Regions from separate parts of the Homo sapiens genome. Here region 2 is linked to region 1. A link is a loop called in an ENCODE intact Hi-C map of the cell type or tissue named here. Cell type or tissue: chondrocyte. All regions are shown on one strand. Links, peaks and the distances in the headings refer to the core of each region. The heading gives the core; the rest is flanking DNA.

Region 1 (8,533 bases), core at 285-8,284:
AAATCACCATTCCAGTATTTACTAGCTGAGGGACTGTGGATAAGTTGCTTAAATGTTTGTGAGCCTCAGTCTTTTCAATGATAAAATGAAGAAAATAATACCTACCTCACAGGTGATAACATAAAGAAGCACCTGGTACACCGTGAACACAGTGAATGTTCTTCTGTGCCCTCATACTGATGATATTAAAGTTATTTTACTCAAAGCACAACAGACAACAGTTATATCAGTCCTTCCAGGGTTTACCATAAACACATCAAAATATAGAAAGAGTAAATTTAGTTAGCATTTAGTAAGCCCTATTATGTGCCTACTACTCTTCCAGATGTTGGGAGGAGGATCCAGAATCTTGTATATCCTCCCTTTGGAGAAATAATATTAAAATGTTGTATGTCAGGCAGAGATTCTCAAATCTGTTTGAGAATCTGATGAAAGCTATGGCATTTCTCCCCAAGGAAAGCTACAAAGCTTTTAGGGGACAATAAAGGAAATATAGGAGAATATTTTCATGACCTTGGATAGAAATCATGTTCTTAAAGGGGGTGAGGGGGGAAGAGACACAAATTATAAAGGAAAAGATTCATAAATTCATCTATACTGAAATGAAGAATTTCCACATCGAAAGAAACCATAGAGAAAATGAAAAAGTAAGCCAGAGTGGAGGTGGAAGAAGATATTTGTAACACACATAACCAACAAAAGTTGAGATTCCTGGGTAAACAAAGAACTCCAATAAATCAATAAAAAATAATAGGCAAAATGCTGTGGTATATATTTATACAATGAAAACAAACAAACAAAAAAAACAGAACCGGGCACAGTGGCTCACGCCTGTAATTCCAGCACTTTGGGAGGCCAAGGCAGGCGGGTCACCTGAGGTCAGGAGTTCAAGACCAGCCTGGGCAACATGGCAAAACCCCGCCTCTACTAAAAATACAAAAATTAGCTGGGCATGGTGGCATGCACCTGTAGTCCCATCTACTTGGGAGGCTGAGGCAGGAGAAATCACTTGAATCTGGGAGGCAGAGGTTGCAGTGTGCTGAGATTACACCACAGCACTCCAGCCTGGGCAACAGAGCAAGACTCTGTCTCAAAACAAACAAAAACCCACAGCTACATGTAACAATACAAATAAATCTTACAAACTTAATGTTGAGTGAAAAAAGCACCTGGACTAAAGCAGGGATGTTAGTATAAATAACATTATCAGTAGCCTTTATCCTCCCTTCTTCCCCCACCCAAGCTATCCTTCCTCTAGGGTGACTATCCTTGATTTGCCTGGGACTGAGGAGTTTCCATGAATGGGGGACTTTCAGTTTTAAAAGCTGGAAAAGTCCTGGGAAACTGGGAAGAGTTGGTCACCCAATCTCGTCCGCCTATTCCCCCCACCCTCCACTTCTTGCCCTTGGCTAGCACTAACTAACACTAACACAGTGGCACTAACACACCAATCTCAGTTGTGCAGATAGAGATGAAGAATATGCAATCAATAACAGAAAGAAAAAAACCAAGAAACAAAAATGAAGTTGATCATAAATGCCAGGCTGTATAAATCAACCATGAAATCCTTTAAGCTACCGAGAAAACCCACAATGGAAACTAAGTCCTATAAGTTAGCCTGTGGAAATCTCCATGTTTATCTCATGGGTTTTCATCTGATCTACTAAAAAGGACAAATTAGCCAAAGGAACTATTTCTTAGAATTTAACAATCTGTGTTGGGGTGTGATTTCTCTCTTAATTACATGGAGTTTGCAAAGTGCATCATCCTTTTGAACCAGCAACATAAATGTTATCTGGGAATGTGTCAAAAATGAAAATTATCAGGCCCTATCCCAGACCAAGTGATCAGATACTGAGCGTGTACAAGGCCTTCAGGCAATTCAGATACATGTGGCAAAAGTTTGAGAACCACTGGATTAGTGTACCCACATCCTCTCTTCCTTGTTTGTAATGGGCATTTGGTGGATTAGTGAGACACCCCCAAGAATTCAGGTGTTGTGTCTAGCTTTCATATTACCACTCTCTGTCAGGTCAGGCAATTAAGGATCTTGGATACCACCATCAACAGTAAATATTTCACATAGTGCCAGATTTACGACACCTTAGCCTCAGCACATGAAACCCAAACAATGGAATACTCTCTGCTCCCCATTTACTTTCCTATAACTGCTTATTAATCTCATGCATCATGAGCTACTACAGAATTAACCCTCACTGGCCAGGTGCAGTGGCTCACACCTGTAATTCCAGCACTTTGGGAGGCTGAGGTGGGAGGAGTTCGAGATCACCCTGGCCAACATGGTGAAACCCCGTCTCCACTAAAAATAGAAAAATTAGCCAGGCATGGTGGTGCACACTTGTAATCCCAGCCACTCTGTAGGCTGAGGCATGAGAATCACTTGAACCTGGGAGGTGAAGGTTGCAGTGAGCCATGACCACGCCACTAGACTCCAGCCTGGGCGACAGAGCAAGACTCTGCCTAAAAAAAAAAAAAAAAAAAAAAAACCTTTCCTGAATTGACCTCAGTACTTGATTGCCTATAATTCTGCCAAAAAAAAAAAAAAAATTCAACTGAGCTTTTTATTTATTTTAGAATCATGCTGAAGATATTTTATTACTTTAAAAGCTGGGAAACATAAATACATTTTATAAAGAAGTTGGGCACCAGATCAACTATCATCCTTTGTTGTAAAATAAAACTGTGATTAATCAAACCCAATTTTCTTAACATCATTTTAAAAACACACACACATTTATTTCCTAAGGATGCCCTACAAGGACTGTCCTGTGCTCAGAACCTGCCTGGGGCTCTTGGCCTTTGAATGAAAAGAACTCATTCCAGACATTTCATAATCTCAAGTCATTACTTGCTTTCTGCTGGGTTGATAAAATACAGGACAATTCCACTTAAATGATCTTAAAAAGGTAAAACTAAACAATATTTTATAGAGATGCATATGTGTATGGTAAAACTGTACAGAATGAAAAGGAAATAATAACCACAAAGGTTAAAAAAATGGTTACATCTAGGGGAGAGAGGAGGCTAAGTCTAGGAGGGATGGGAATCCATTTCTAAGGAACTGACTATATCCTATTTCTTGACTTGAGCATGAGTTACAAGAGTTTTTACTTTATAATTTACAAATTTCATATGTTCTTCTGTATGTAAGTTACAAAAATAAATAAATGCACTTACACAACCACTCCAAAATTTATCAGGGAGAGAAGGAAGAGTTCACAGACTACCTTAAGTCCATAAACCCCAGGTTTATGGTTATCAAGCTAGGTGAAATCAGAGAAAAGGAAACTCTTTAGATTGTAAAATGATAAGGGAAGGAGGGAGCACTGAGAACAGGAAAAGTGAAAAACTGAAAAGGTGATGCAGAAAAAACATGAAGCTTCTGCGTCAGTTCATACCCTCTCACTTGGAGGAGAGCAACATCTAGCACAGACATAACTAACAAATGCCCAAGCTTGGTAAGGAATGTGTTAGTGTCTGAAAAACATGTTAACTAATAAGGGGAAAGTGGAGCTCAGCTTGTAAAGAAATGTAAACTATTAAATAATTTCTTCTAAAAGAAATAAATCCAAAAATCGCAAGTTTAACCCTCTTACTCATTCCATTACATCGTCCTCACACCCTTTAATGGAAAAAGGGCATATAAATGGTTAGAAAACTACAAACACCAATTACTGAATGCAAAAAGTACACAATGTCATGTCTCAGCAAAATATTATCAAAGAACCTAGAAAAGCCTTTGTCAACCTTGAGAAATTAGGGAACTGGTGAAAACTAATTACAAAATGTCATTTCCACCAGCTTTGGAATAAATACACATATTGCAACTAAATGATAAACACACATCTGGATCACATCTAGTCTGAACTCCAAAACAGGTCTTCACTGTACAGTCTCTTGTGAGAATGAAGCTTTCTGCTGAAGGTAACAGGAATCTAAGGTGGCCTACCCTGTTTAAATCCATAGGTCAGGCATGGCGGTATATCTTTGTAAAGTTTTTTCATTGTACTCTTGCAAGAAATATTCACTTATATCCAGCAACTATTCATTATTTCACAAGGTTTGGGTTTACACTGAACAAAATTACCAATTATGTTCAAAACTGGTGTTCATATAGACAGCCAAATGCCTTATTTTGATGAAAAGTTGTAATAATGAGCATGGAGAATTATTTTTATGTTCCAAGATTCTACCAAAGGCATTAAATTGACTATTTCTTCAAGATGTTCTTCTCAAGTTTTCCTTTCATCCTACTTTCTACCCTCCATTTGTTCCGCACAGATACAATATCTTCTCTATTTTTCCAACTTTCTCTTAGTGGTTAAGGGAGTCACACAGAAAAGCTTCTCCACTTCATGGAATATTCGCTATATTCCACTTTATAATGAGGCTCTCAGTGAATCGTTCTCCTCCGACTCTCTCACTTCCCTATCTCCCTTTTGTTGCCAGTCCCCCTAGGTTTGTTCTTCCCTCTTGTTTTCAGATAACTCGGATTACCCAGTTGGAACCAAAGGCCAAAGAATGTCCTCTCTATTATGTTTGATTGAAAAGCCGCCCGGAAGAGGGAAGGGGTGTGGATCTACACTTATTCACTCTTTCACTAATGTGCCAAACTATTTGATCCGTGCCGCTTTTGTGTACCCAAAACACAGTATCATAAAAGTAATTACAGGCCCGAAAATGATTCTCAGCCCAAATGAATGGCCTTTTGGAATGCTATATTCTGGACTTCTCTTTGCGTGGGGGAGGGTCTCACAACTAACGAAAACAAGTCCTACAGAAAACTGGTGAGCTCGGCGGCTGGGGGAGGGAGGGAGGGGGGTCACAGGTCCGAAGTGCAAGGGACGCCGAAACAGGACTTGCCTCAGTTATGAGCACGTGCTCTGACCTGGCTGCGGCGGCGCAGGCAAACCCCTCGGAAGGTGTCGTTGTCCACCGAGACGGCCATTGACCTCTGACTCATCCAGAGATAAGTCATCAACCAGGCCACAAGTCCCAAGCCAGCAGCTCCTGGATTTAGTGTGCACGGAAAATTTGAGTTTCAGCTGTACGACCACTAGCAGTTAAAGACGGGTCTGAATTTCCTCGGGCTCGGCCGGAAAGTGAGGATGGCGATGGAAATGCCACCCTCCCCGAGTCTGGCCTCTGAGAGTTAAAGAAGCCGGTCCCATCCCGGCGCGTGAAGGAGCTGCCGCTGTGTGGGGCAGGACCCGAGCGGCCCCAGAGCGCGCAGCTCTGGGTCCCCGCCGCCCCGTCCCCCGCGCCTCTCACCTGCGGCCGAGTGGCCCGAGAGCGCACGGCCCCGGGCGCGGCGCTGGCCACCAAGTTCGCGGCGCTCGCGTAGCTCTTCCTCCTCGTCCTCCCGCCGCCGGCCCTCAGCCATGGGCGAGGCGCGGGGCGCAGCCGCGGGATGGCCAGCGAGCTGCGGCCCCGGCGCCCCAGAACGCCTGCACCCGGCGCCCCACGCCACCGCCCTCGGGCCGGGGGGAAGGCGGCTCCCGGAGAGGAGGCGTCGGCGGCGGCTGTGGAAATGGCCACCTCCGCGAACTCCACCTGCAGCCGGCCGGGCAGCGGCAGGGCGCGGGCCGAGCCGATTCCCCGCCTCCTTGCGGCGTCCCGGCGGCCTCTTAATCCCTGGCCTTTCCCACTCCCACTCCCGCTCTCTTCCCCCTTCCTCTTTGCCTTCCCCGCCCCGTAGAGCTCCACCGCGGATCGGGCGGGTTCGGGGCTGGCCTCGCCTCCTCAGGGAGGGGTTATCGGCCCCTAAGGCCGCCCCACAGCCACACACGCTGGAAACACCAGCTCGACCCAAACAAACGTGTGCAAAATAAATAAACGGGATAGGAAGAGGGGAAAGAGGAGGTGGCCTGGCCTCTTCCTGCCTTTTCACGATATTCCAGTGTCAACAGGAAACCCATTTGTTTGACACTTAAACAAAAAGAGGAGGAACCCGACCGGGGCCGAACTGGGAGAGATGGGACAGCTGGGAGCTGCTGAACTTTGGAACAAACTTGGCTTGGAGTTGGGTCGAGCCTCTGCAATGCACACTTTTTTCTTTCCCTCTCTTTTCGCCCTTAAAAACCTAGACTTGCGGGAGCACAGAGGATTTTTAGGGCAGTGAAACTACTATGCGTATGATTCTGTAATAGCGGATGCCTTTGTCCAAGCCCAAAGAATGTACAAAACCAAGAGTGAACCGCAATGTAAACTATAGACTTTGGGTGATTATGAGGTGTCAATGTGGGTTCATCAATTGTAGCAACTGTGGCACTCTGGTGGGGGATGTTGATAATGGGGGAGGCTATGCATGTGTGGGAGCAGGGGGTACATGGGAAATCTCTGTACCTTTAGCTCAATTTTGCTGTGAACCTAAAACTGTTCTTAAAAATAGTCTAGTAAGACTGGAAGCGGTGGCTCATGCCTGTAATCCCAGCCCTTTGGGAGGTCGAGGCGGGCAGATCACGAGGTCAGGATATCGAGACCATCCTGGCTAACACGGTGAAACCCCGTCTTTACTAAAAATACAAAAAAAAAAAAAAATAGCCAGGCGTGGTGGCGGGCGCCTGTAGTCCCAGCTACTCGGGAGGCTGAGGCAAGAGACTGGCCTGAACCCAGGAGGCAGAGCTTGCAGTGAACGGAGATCGCACCACTGCACTCCAGCCTGGGCAACAGAGCGAGAGTCCTTCTCGAAAAAAAAAAAAAGTCTAATAAAAATGTTTAATAATAAATCAAGCCTCACTGTATTCCAGTTCATTTAGGGCTAGGATATGGCTACAATTCCTAGAAGAACAGGAAGAAATGTGTTAAAGAGACCCATACGTGATTATTTGTAGAGAGGCAACTAGGGGAAGTGGAGAGACCACTGGCTCTGGAGTCAGAAACTGTAATTTGAAGCACTTAGCTGTGTGAGCTACCCCTAAGAAAGTTTTTCAAAGCTGGAAAGAACCGTGTAACCAAAGTTGTGTGTACCTGCACAATACACATCTTAGGTTCAGTAGGTGCACGTACTTACTTTCACACAGAGAGGAAAAGATTCTGGAATTTCACCAAAAGATACCCAAGTAGCAGGCAGAAATATTACCTGGACATGAAACCTTAGGAAATTCCTGAGTGCGATGAACAGGCCTTTATCTTTGGCGTCTTGCTCTATTTCTGAGAGATTACCAAGAGCTCCTAATGTTCAGCAAGTAGGAGAGAAAAAGAAAGGGAGAAAAGGGTCACTGAAAATAGAATTGCCTGCCACACCTGAGTGCTGTTTCTTTGCCTTTTCAATAGTGGCTGTTGCCGCCTGAGAAAATCTTTCCGCTTTTAAGCAGATAAGAACCACAATCGATTCTGTGGAATTGAGGTCAAATCCACAAGTTAAAACTTTATTACTGCATAAGCGATTAAATAAGTAGACACTTAGAGAACTGGAAATTAAGCCAACAACAATAAAACAAAGGTTCTGGACCTTTAGGGTTGTTTTAAATGTTTGGTAAGTGAAACCTTATTTGTCACTTCCCTTCAAGGATGAATAATTTAAAAATCCCTACCTTGACCAACAGTACCATTTCATTAAGCCATTGGAGTCAGTTTCTACTGTCATTGAGTCTTAATTTTTTTTTTTTTTTTTTTTTTTTGAGACTAGAGTCACTCTATTGCCGAGGCTGGAGTGCAGTGGCACGATATCGGCTCACTGCAACCTACGCCTGCCGGGTTCAAGGGATTCTCCTACCTCAGCCTCCCGAGTAGCTGGGATTACAGGCATGCACCACCACGCCCGGCTAATTTTTGTATTTTTAGTAGAGACGGGGTTTTACCATGTTGGCCAAGCTGGTCTCAAACTCCTGACCTCGTGATCCACCCACCTCAGCCTCCCAAAGCGCTGGATTACAGGCGTGAGCCACTGAGCCCAGCCATTGAATCTTAATTTGGAAAGGCGTGAAAGTTGTTCTGGGTTTCCCAGCCAATTAGAGCTTCGGGAATCCACATTTTTGTGGTGGGTGGGTGGTGCATGCCCAAGCCCACTCTACAATTAGCAAACATTTATGGTAACTGTTGTGTGCCAAGTACCACTCTAGGTGCTGTGGGGAGACTCAAAAGAAGGAAAGAAATATCCATGATCACATCCTATGGTAGGTGCTTTTCACATATGTCTTCTCATTGCAAAAGAACAAAACATGTTCCCTGTCCTCCAATGAGAGAGGAAGGTCTATACAGTTTACACAAAACGAGACAAAACTTGGTAAGTTCTTCAATAAAGATATAACTTTGGACAGGGTGCCAACATAATTCAACAGGGAAGGAATTGTCTTTACAACTGGATATCCACATGCACATGAATGAATTTGAGCCCCTATTTCATTCCATATGCAAAAATTAACTCAAAATGGATCATAGACCTAAATGTAAGAACTAGAACTATAAAACTCTTCGAAGAAAACATAGGATTAGATCTCTGTGACCATGGTTGAAAAAATAATTTTTTGGATGTGATACCAAAATACATAAATATCAGAAGAAAAAATAA
Region 2 (8,533 bases), core at 358-8,357, 160 kb before region 1:
TTATTATATGTTACTATACTTGTTAAAATCCAGAATACATTTAACAAAGTAATAGCAAACAGGCAAACAACCCAATGAGCTATCGTTTTACTGATTTGTGGGCTATATAATATTGTCAAAAGAAATATACTGCCAGTTTTTTCTTTCTTTCTTTCTTTTTTTTTTTTGAGATGGAGTCTCATTCTATTGCCCAGGTTGGAGTGCAGCGGCATGATCTTCGCTCACTGCAACCTCCACCTCCTGGGTTCAAGCAATTCTTGTGCCTTAGCCTCCCAAGTAGCTGGGATTACAGGTGTGTGCCACCATGCTTGGCTAACTTTTTTGTATTTTTGATAGAGACGGGGTTTCACCATGTTGGCCAGGCTGGTCTCGAACTCCTGACCTCAAGTGATCTGCCCACCTCAGCTTCCCAAAGTGCAGGGATTACAGGTGTGAGCCACCATGGCTGGCCTACCACTGGTTTTTAAATCTAACATTAAAATATTACCTCTAAAAAAATAAAATATAACTTCCTAAGAAACTAGAACCAGAATTTGATACCTTAGATTTTTTTCTCCTCCACATTCTTCATAGCAACTCAATTCAATTTTCTTGCTACTTGGCTGAGAGCCATCAGTTAGTAACAGAATCATCAAAAAACTGAAACCAAGATGATCCTTCTGGGTAGTGCTTTATAGAGAAACCAAACTCCTAAAATAAAGGGAATATGCCTGCATACAATCCTGGGTGCTACAGGTGAAAGAGTGGAATGCTTGTTCTGCTTTAGGAGGAATGAAGTGGGCAGAATCTCTTGTTAGACAAAGGAAAGAATGCATGCGGGCTATGATATAAAGGCATTGCAGGCATAAATGAAATCAGATGCCCGCAGAGAAAGCTGTGTGATCACTCCAAGCAGTGCCATGAACTGCTCTGGAACCCACTGTGTGTGTGTGTACACATACACAAACACCCTTTTAATCACAGTTTTTAATAATCTGGTGCCTAAAATAAATAATTCTGGCCCTTGTGGCTTTCCCATTATAATAAATATCAGATTTCTTTTTGAAGTACTTATTAAAGCTCCTATAGAATTTCATTTGTTATACTATTAAAAAATCAAGTAAGGAAAAAATCAAGTAAGGAAGTAAACCAAAATGTAACGTTACACTAATTTTTTTTTTTTTTTTGAGATGGAGTCTCGCTCTGTCACCCAGGCTGTAATGCAGTGGCACGATCTCGGCTCACTGCAAGCTCCGCCTCCCAGGTTCAAGTGATTCTCCTGCCTCAGCCTCCCAAGTAGTTGGGACTACAGGCGCGCAGCACCACACCCAGCTAATTTTTGTATTTTTAGTAGAGACAGAGTTTCACCATGTTGGCCAGGATAGTCCTGATCTCTTGACCTCGTGATCCACCTGCCTTGGCCTCCCAAAGTGCTGGGATTACCGGCATCAACCACTGCACCTGGCCAATTTAAGAAGTATTTTTATAAACTATTATTTAAAGCTTTGGTTACTGCTCTTCACCGAATTCACACATAGCCATATTTGAGATTATGCTGATTGCAATAATATACTCCTGACTGATAGACATATACACCTTTATTTGCTATTAGTTTAGATTACTTTCCCACCAAATCTGTACCAGAGGTGTTAACATGGGATATAACAATTGTTCTAAATTTCAGTTTCCCTCTATTCTCTGTCTAAAGACAACATTAAAGAAAAATGAAATCCCCAGCCTGACCAATGTGGTGAAACCCCATCTCTACTAAAAATACAAAAATTAGCCAGGTGTGGTGGCGTGTGCCTGTAGTCCCAGCTACTCAGGAGGCTAAGACAGGAGAATTGCTTGAATCCGGGAGGCAGAGGGTGCAGTGAGCTGAGATTGTGCCACTGCACTCCAGCCTGGGTGAGAGAGCGTGACTCCCAAAAAAAAGAGGAAAAGGAAGGGAAGGGAAAGGGAAGCGAAGGGGAAAGGGAAAGGGAAGCGAAGGGGAAAGGGAAATCCAAATTTACTGAACTAATTCTTCGAAGAATTGTGAAAAAACAATTTGCTTTTAAATAGCTTTGACTATGAATGGCAGATTATACATAATTTCAAAAGCAGACATTGATAAATTAGCATATATTTCTCCCAGCCTCTTGAAGAAGCTAATAAAGAAAGCAGAGAAGTGCTTACATTTTCCTGGTTTGGCTGGAATTCGAATTACAGTGGGCTTCCTGGTGGGTGCTGGTTGAACTGCTCGTTCTTTTATTGGTTCTGTTTTTGCAGGGAGCTGAAAGGGATCTAATGAAAAACATAGTTTATTTTGCATGTTTTAGTTAACATGGACTGAAACAAAAAACCTCATTCATAATTTAAGAGTCATATTTTTCATGCCCCTGGGGAAACTATTCATGGATAAACAAAATCTCAGTTTGCAGAGACAAAAACAAAGTTGGAGCTCATAAAAGGAAATAACTTAGTGTTCTGTAAATAATTCATGCGGCTTTTCTTCCTCTCTGATGAGAGAGATTGAGGATGATCTTGAATTATGTAGAAGCTGATCTTTCAGGGGAGTGTAATCATTTCATACGTGTCTGCCTGAAAATGAGGGGCAACTGAGATGAGGAGACCATCTTTCCCACATCCTAAAGCCTCCCAGATGCCACAGAGAGGAAAGACTCTTTCCCTGTACACCCCCTGTGCCTGTCCCAGAATATTTACTCCCAGGGCCCTCACCCTACCCAGTGCTGTGCCTGGCACAGGGAAGGTGCTTAGCAGTCTCCGATTTAGTAGTTTAGTAAAACTACACTTCAGTAACATGAAAATGAAAAACATTCTATCCCAGAAATAAAATAAGACATATCCCTTCAAATATTTAATTTTGGGGGAAGGATATATGACTCGGCATTCCTCCATCTTAACCGATTTATTAAGTAATTGCAGTGGTTGTCATTGAAAGTAATGCGCCAACCCAATATTTTAAATGGACAGTATATACTTAGGAGAAATACTTTAAACAAAAGCATGGCTGTAAACCTTTTTACTGAAACAGTTTTTAATATAAGTGTCCTTTTTAGTGGTTTGGAAAAATGACTATACTTTTTTTTTTTTAATGGGAAATCTACAAGTAAAAATATTAACAAAAATAAAAGAAAATGCTCTATAATGGATATTCTACTCAGCACACAGGATCGCATGAGACTGTCTTTGCTTTTATTTAACAAGAGGCGAAATGAGTATATGCTGTAATTCTGCACCTGTTCTATGTATCTTGCCTGCGGGGAGATACTCTCTATAAAACTATGCACTCCATAGCTCCTGTGATGAACAGCATTCAAATTCTGCCTGTTATGAGGTGTAATTCAATAAGCACCTTTTGCTGAGCAGCTCTTTGCAGGATACGTGAAGGGCTGAGCTAAGAATAAAAGCCCTTTTGGCAATCTGATACTTCGCCTTCTCTTCCACTCAGTTCTCAGTCGATCTCACCATCAGATACCCTGCCAAAGGCATCACTCTCTCACCAGTCACTTGCTCACATATTTATGCCAGTAACAGTGCTGGGTGGGGAAATATGATGGTAAAGTACAATCCTATTTTAAGTTTCTTATCTACCACTTAGGAAGGGTCCCCAGATGGCAAGCTAGCTAAAATTATTATTATGCTACTGAGGAAAAAAAAAATAGATGACTCCTCTGTGGAATCTTACCAGCTCACAGTGAGTGAGGCTAGTCTTACGTTAAAAAAACCAACTCAAGATTATCAAAAGAATGTCATCAAACTCAAAAAAAAACTACTATATTAATAATATAACTTTTTTCCACTGTGACCTATGTCACCCATAAAACAAAGCTCCTGTTTTTAGATTTAACCAAATTCCTTAATTCTTTAATTTATTATAACAAATATATAACAAGTATAATAGTACTTTTTTTACTTCACAGAAATATTTGTTGTAAAAGTGAGAAACATTAAGAATTATATAAAATAGAAAAAGAAAACCTCTTGTAATCTCATCTCTCTAAAATTAATTATTGTCTAAAATTTGGTATATCTGTCCATGTATTTTCTATAAATATTACATGTATTATTATTATATAAATATTTTGAAAAACAAACCCAGGATCATTTTATATCAATTTCTTTGTAGTTTTATATCAATTTCTTAGCACTTTTATATCAATTTCTTTGTAGCAGTTTTGTTCATTCAATATTGACTGGGTGCCTGCTATGCATTAAACACTATTTTACGGCTTCCGCCCTGTCTGGGACGTGAGGAGTGTCTCTGCCCGACCGCCGCCCCATCTGGGAAGTGAGGAGCGCCTCTGCCCGGCCGCCCCACCGTCTGGGAAGTGAGGAGCGCCTCTTACTGGCCACCCCGTCTGGGAAGTGAGGAGCGCCTCTGCCTGGCTGCCGCCCCATCTGGGAAGTAAGGAGCGCCTCTGCCAGGCCGCCCCACCGTCTGGGAAGTGAGGAGCGCCTCTTACCGGCTGCCCCGTCTGGGAAGTGAGGCGCGCCTCTGCCCGGCCGCTGTGCAACCTTCCAAGTGTGAAGTGACAGCCTTGTGTGTGATCTTTTCTGTCTTCCCCAAGTTTGCATTTTCAACATTAAACTTTACTTTTTAGTTAAAAAAACAAAACAAAACAAAACACTATTTTAGGTGCTGGGAATATAGCAGTGAACAAAGCACAGAACTCTGCCTTCATGGAGCTTGCATTCCAGCAGGAAGATCGAGACAAGAAACAATACATGTAACAGATAAGCAATTCACGAGGTTTATTAGAAGGTGAGAAGTATATTGAAAAAGGTGAGAAGTATATTGAAAAATGAAAAAGCAGAACAAGGTGAGGAACTTCAGTTGTGGGCAGAAGGGAAGCAGGTTGCAGAAGGAAACATGAGTGCAGCAGGTGAGGCAGGTGACATTGTCTTTCCAAAAACTGGATTTTACATATTTGAATAGTTCTTCCAATAATCATTCACGGTGTCTTATCTTTCGAGTAGCATTTCTTTTTTTTTTTTTTTTGAGACACGGTCTCACTCTCACCCACTCCCTCTGTCTCACGGTGTCACTCTGTCATTCCACCCAGGCTGGAGCGCAGTGGTGCAATCACGACTCATTGCAGCCTCAACCTCCTGGGCTCAAGCAATCCTCCCACCTCAGCCTCCTGAGTATCTGGTACTACAGGAATGTGCCACCATGCCTGGCTAATTTTTATTTTTTGTAGAGATGAGGTTTCACTGTGTTGTCCAGGCTGGTCTTGACCTCTTGGGCTCAAGTGATCCTCCCACCTTGGCCTCTCAAAGTGCTGGGATTATAGGTGTGAGCCACTGTGCCTGGCCTGAAGTGCTATTTCTTTAACAGCTGCTTTTGGTATCAATACCCTGTTGGTTATTAGTTTAAAATTTTAGTCAATGATGCTTTTTGGGTGGGTGTGAAGGGGGAAGAAAATCTTGAGCATGTAATGACTTAAATTGTTTCCCAAATCAAATTAAATTCTGGGCCAGTATAAGACCTACACACTCACATTTCACAAGTGAGGGCATGGATGGGGGTAGGGGCAGGCAGGGAAAGGAGAAAAGAGGACAATCAGCACCCCTGAGGGGCTGAACATAGGGGGCATCCAAAACGTGCTTGCTGTGGGAAGAATGGCCTCAGGAAATCCTGACCCAAATCCTGCACACAGTGTGGGCAGATCTCACCTATTCTGTTAAAGGGTCCAATCATTTTTTGTTTTAACCTGAAGGATTTAAATTGAAGTAGCATAGGTATAACTTATGAAGTATTCAAAGTGTCCTAGCTTACTCACTCTCTCATTTTTTTAATTTTTAATACCGTTAGCTGTTTTTTAATAACTGGCACTCAGATAGTGTATAATTATTCTACTATACATGTCTCCGGGAAAAAAAAATTCTTTCTCCATGTGGCGAGGCAAGGAAGTCTTCGTGTTCCACCACCGCAGGCTGTTTGGCAGGAGTGGTCTGTTTAATGATCTCCCCCAGCTGTGCTCACTGAGTCAGTGAGCTCTGCATCTGCCTCTCTGTCTGCATGTTGTCTGGGCTGTGATCCATGTGAGGAGTGCAGATTAGTGGGGAGGATAAACAGCATCACTTCAATGAGACGGTGGAGCCAGAGGCCTGTTTTTTATCTTATGATGGTGTGCAAGCTTCTCTCTAGCAACGTAAGTTCACTTTTTATGTCTTTTCCTAAGAGGGCTATTTTTTCCAACATAAGTTATAAGTGGGCAACATATAAAGCAAGGCTGGCACCTCATATTGGGGTACTCCAGACACCACCAGGTAAGAAACTGGATCATTAGTACTAGTTAAAATGTTTAAAGATCATAACCTTTGACTAGTAGTCCCACGTTCAGAAATTTATTCTTCAGAAATAAAAGCATCAGCAGAAGTGAACATGCTTATGAGGGTATTTACTGCAGCATTTTTTGTAGTGGCAAAAACCAACAAGGAACAAAACAAAACAACATCCCCCTGCCCCACTAAATAAAACAAACAAAACAACCTGAATGTCCATCAACAGGGGAAATACTGAACCAGCTATGATATACTATGAGGTATCAGGCAGGATACCTCATAGTAGGAGAAAATGAATTAGAATTAGACCTATTATCCTGAAGAGAAGTCATAAATGTCATTGTTTTTTAAAGCACTCTGCTGAGTAACAGGTATCGTATGGTAAAAATTTCTGGAAAAAGTCCATTATGTGTATATGTGTAAGCTTTGGTTTGGCATGCCCAAAGGCACAGAAGGCTGCATACTTTGTTCACATTGGTTACCGTGGGGAGTTTACATTTTTTTTTAATCCAAAATCTCTGAATTGTTTGACTTGTTACAACGAATATATTTTACTTTTCTAACAGAAACAAATCCAATAAAATAAATTCAATCATAAGGAAAAAGTTACAAGATTAAGCTGAGTTAACACCTCTGCCAAACAAACCAGAACAAAACCACTTAAAAATAAGAGAACAAAAGAAACTTCTGGTTTCTTTTGTTGCTTTTTCAAGGCAATAATGGCCATAAAATTTTCCATAAAGTAACTAGAAAAATAAAAACTCTTTTTCTGGGGTTCAATTTAAAAGGAAATAATGCAGATATAAAATTTTGAATTTATCTAATTTAGGCATATTTAGTTCATAACAAGTAGCTTCTATTTGTAACCTTGAATAATATAACCATTTAGATAAATCACTATTTTATTATTTTAAAAATTTTTACTTATCAGAATCTGAGGGTCATTGGGGGAAGCAGTTCTTCAGAAGTGGCAAAGACGACAAGAGATAATTCTCCCAGTTTCTTTCAGCCTAATTATGCTTATGTTCAGCTCTTTTAAAAAGATTATTGATTAACTCTCTTGTTAAAGGTAATGCCTCCACATGGTCTGAAATTCAAAAGGGAGCAAAATGCATACAGTGAAAACCAGGTTCCCTGTTCTCTCCTATCCAGTTCCTTCATAAAAGACACACTTTGTACCACCTTTTCATACATTACTGTACATTGCATTTGACATTTAACACAAACAATAGCTAAAATAACATAAAAAGTATCCTGTATCTTGCATTTTTCACCTAATAATATCTTGGAGGTTGGTCCAAAGTAGGGGATAATAGGTCTCCCTCCCTTTTAATTATCACACAATACTCCATTGTTATGGATGTACTATAATTTATTTAAGCAGTCCATTGACATTTATTTCCAATATTCTGTAGTAGAAGTCCTTAATCTAGAGCCCAAAATGGGCCCTCTAAGCTCTGGATATTGTACCTTGAATTGTGTACACATGAGCTAATGGCTATTTTCTTTTTTTTTTTTTCCTCACAGCTCCAAACAGTCACTGAATTAATGGCTATTTTCAAGGGAGAGAAAAGACTCTCAGGCTATGTCAGATTCTCAGAGTTTGGTAATCTGGAAAGGGTTAAGAACTTGCTGCCATAATTCTATCACAGACTGCTCTTGCTTCTACAGAAAAACAAAAAACAAAAAACACGGAGCATCTTAAGAAGAATCTCCTATCTGAATCTAAGACAAGAAAATGGCATTTTTGTCTACTTTTATTTGCAGTGATGGCATTTTTGTCTACTTGTATTTGCAATGTTTATTCTGTCTTCCCTCTACCCCCTCACACCAGCACCAATTATTCCACACCTGCTGGTGAACAAGCAGAGGCCTCTTTACACCTATATCCGCATGGTCTTCATTACTGGATTGAGAAAAACACTGATGATGAAGTAGTTTTCCGCCCATTACCTGTCTCTAATAATATGCTTGTCATCACAATTAGTTTCACCATCCCTGGCTTGCTTTTCTGTCATTTCTTTCCCTTGAGTTCTGTTAATAGCAGAAATTGGCTGCTAAACTATTATTCTGGTCTGTGTAATGGGGCTGATGGCAGAAACATTCTGCTTCTTTTGACAACTGGGTATGATTTGTAAAGGTGTGAAGAAGAATTGCTAATACTTCTGGGCTCCATTACATTAACCTGGAAGGCATTCTACCCAAGAAATGAATCCAATATTAAATTGCCTGTTTTATGAGTTTTTATTTAATAATTTTT

What was found. Peaks named below come from ENCODE experiments on the same cell type or tissue, not always from the same donor. Only the 100,000 strongest peaks of a DNase experiment are listed, where the experiment ranks them.
Region 2: it touches region 1 in a loop (1.9-fold over the local background); 6 of 110 quality-filtered maps call a loop at or near these places.

Annotation. Positions count from the first base shown.
Region 1 is chr4:151,319,949-151,328,481 of GRCh38, forward strand. It overlaps SH3D19 (SH3 domain containing 19), which reads right to left and starts at 5,657. Exons shown (of 20, transcript NM_001378122.1): 1 at 5,293-5,657. The coding sequence starts at 5,404. In chondrocyte, for the core only: a CTCF peak has its summit at 5,074; DNase peaks (open chromatin) are centred at 4,953 and 5,575.
Region 2 is chr4:151,163,432-151,171,964 of GRCh38, forward strand. SH3D19 (SH3 domain containing 19) reads right to left here. Exons shown (of 20, transcript NM_001378122.1): 8 at 2,158-2,265. LOC105377485 (a long non-coding RNA gene) reads left to right here and starts at 5,978. Exons shown (of 2, transcript XR_007058329.1): 1 at 5,978-6,140; 2 at 7,801-8,533. In chondrocyte, for the core only: no CTCF peak of the experiment used is centred there; a DNase peak (open chromatin) is centred at 4,359.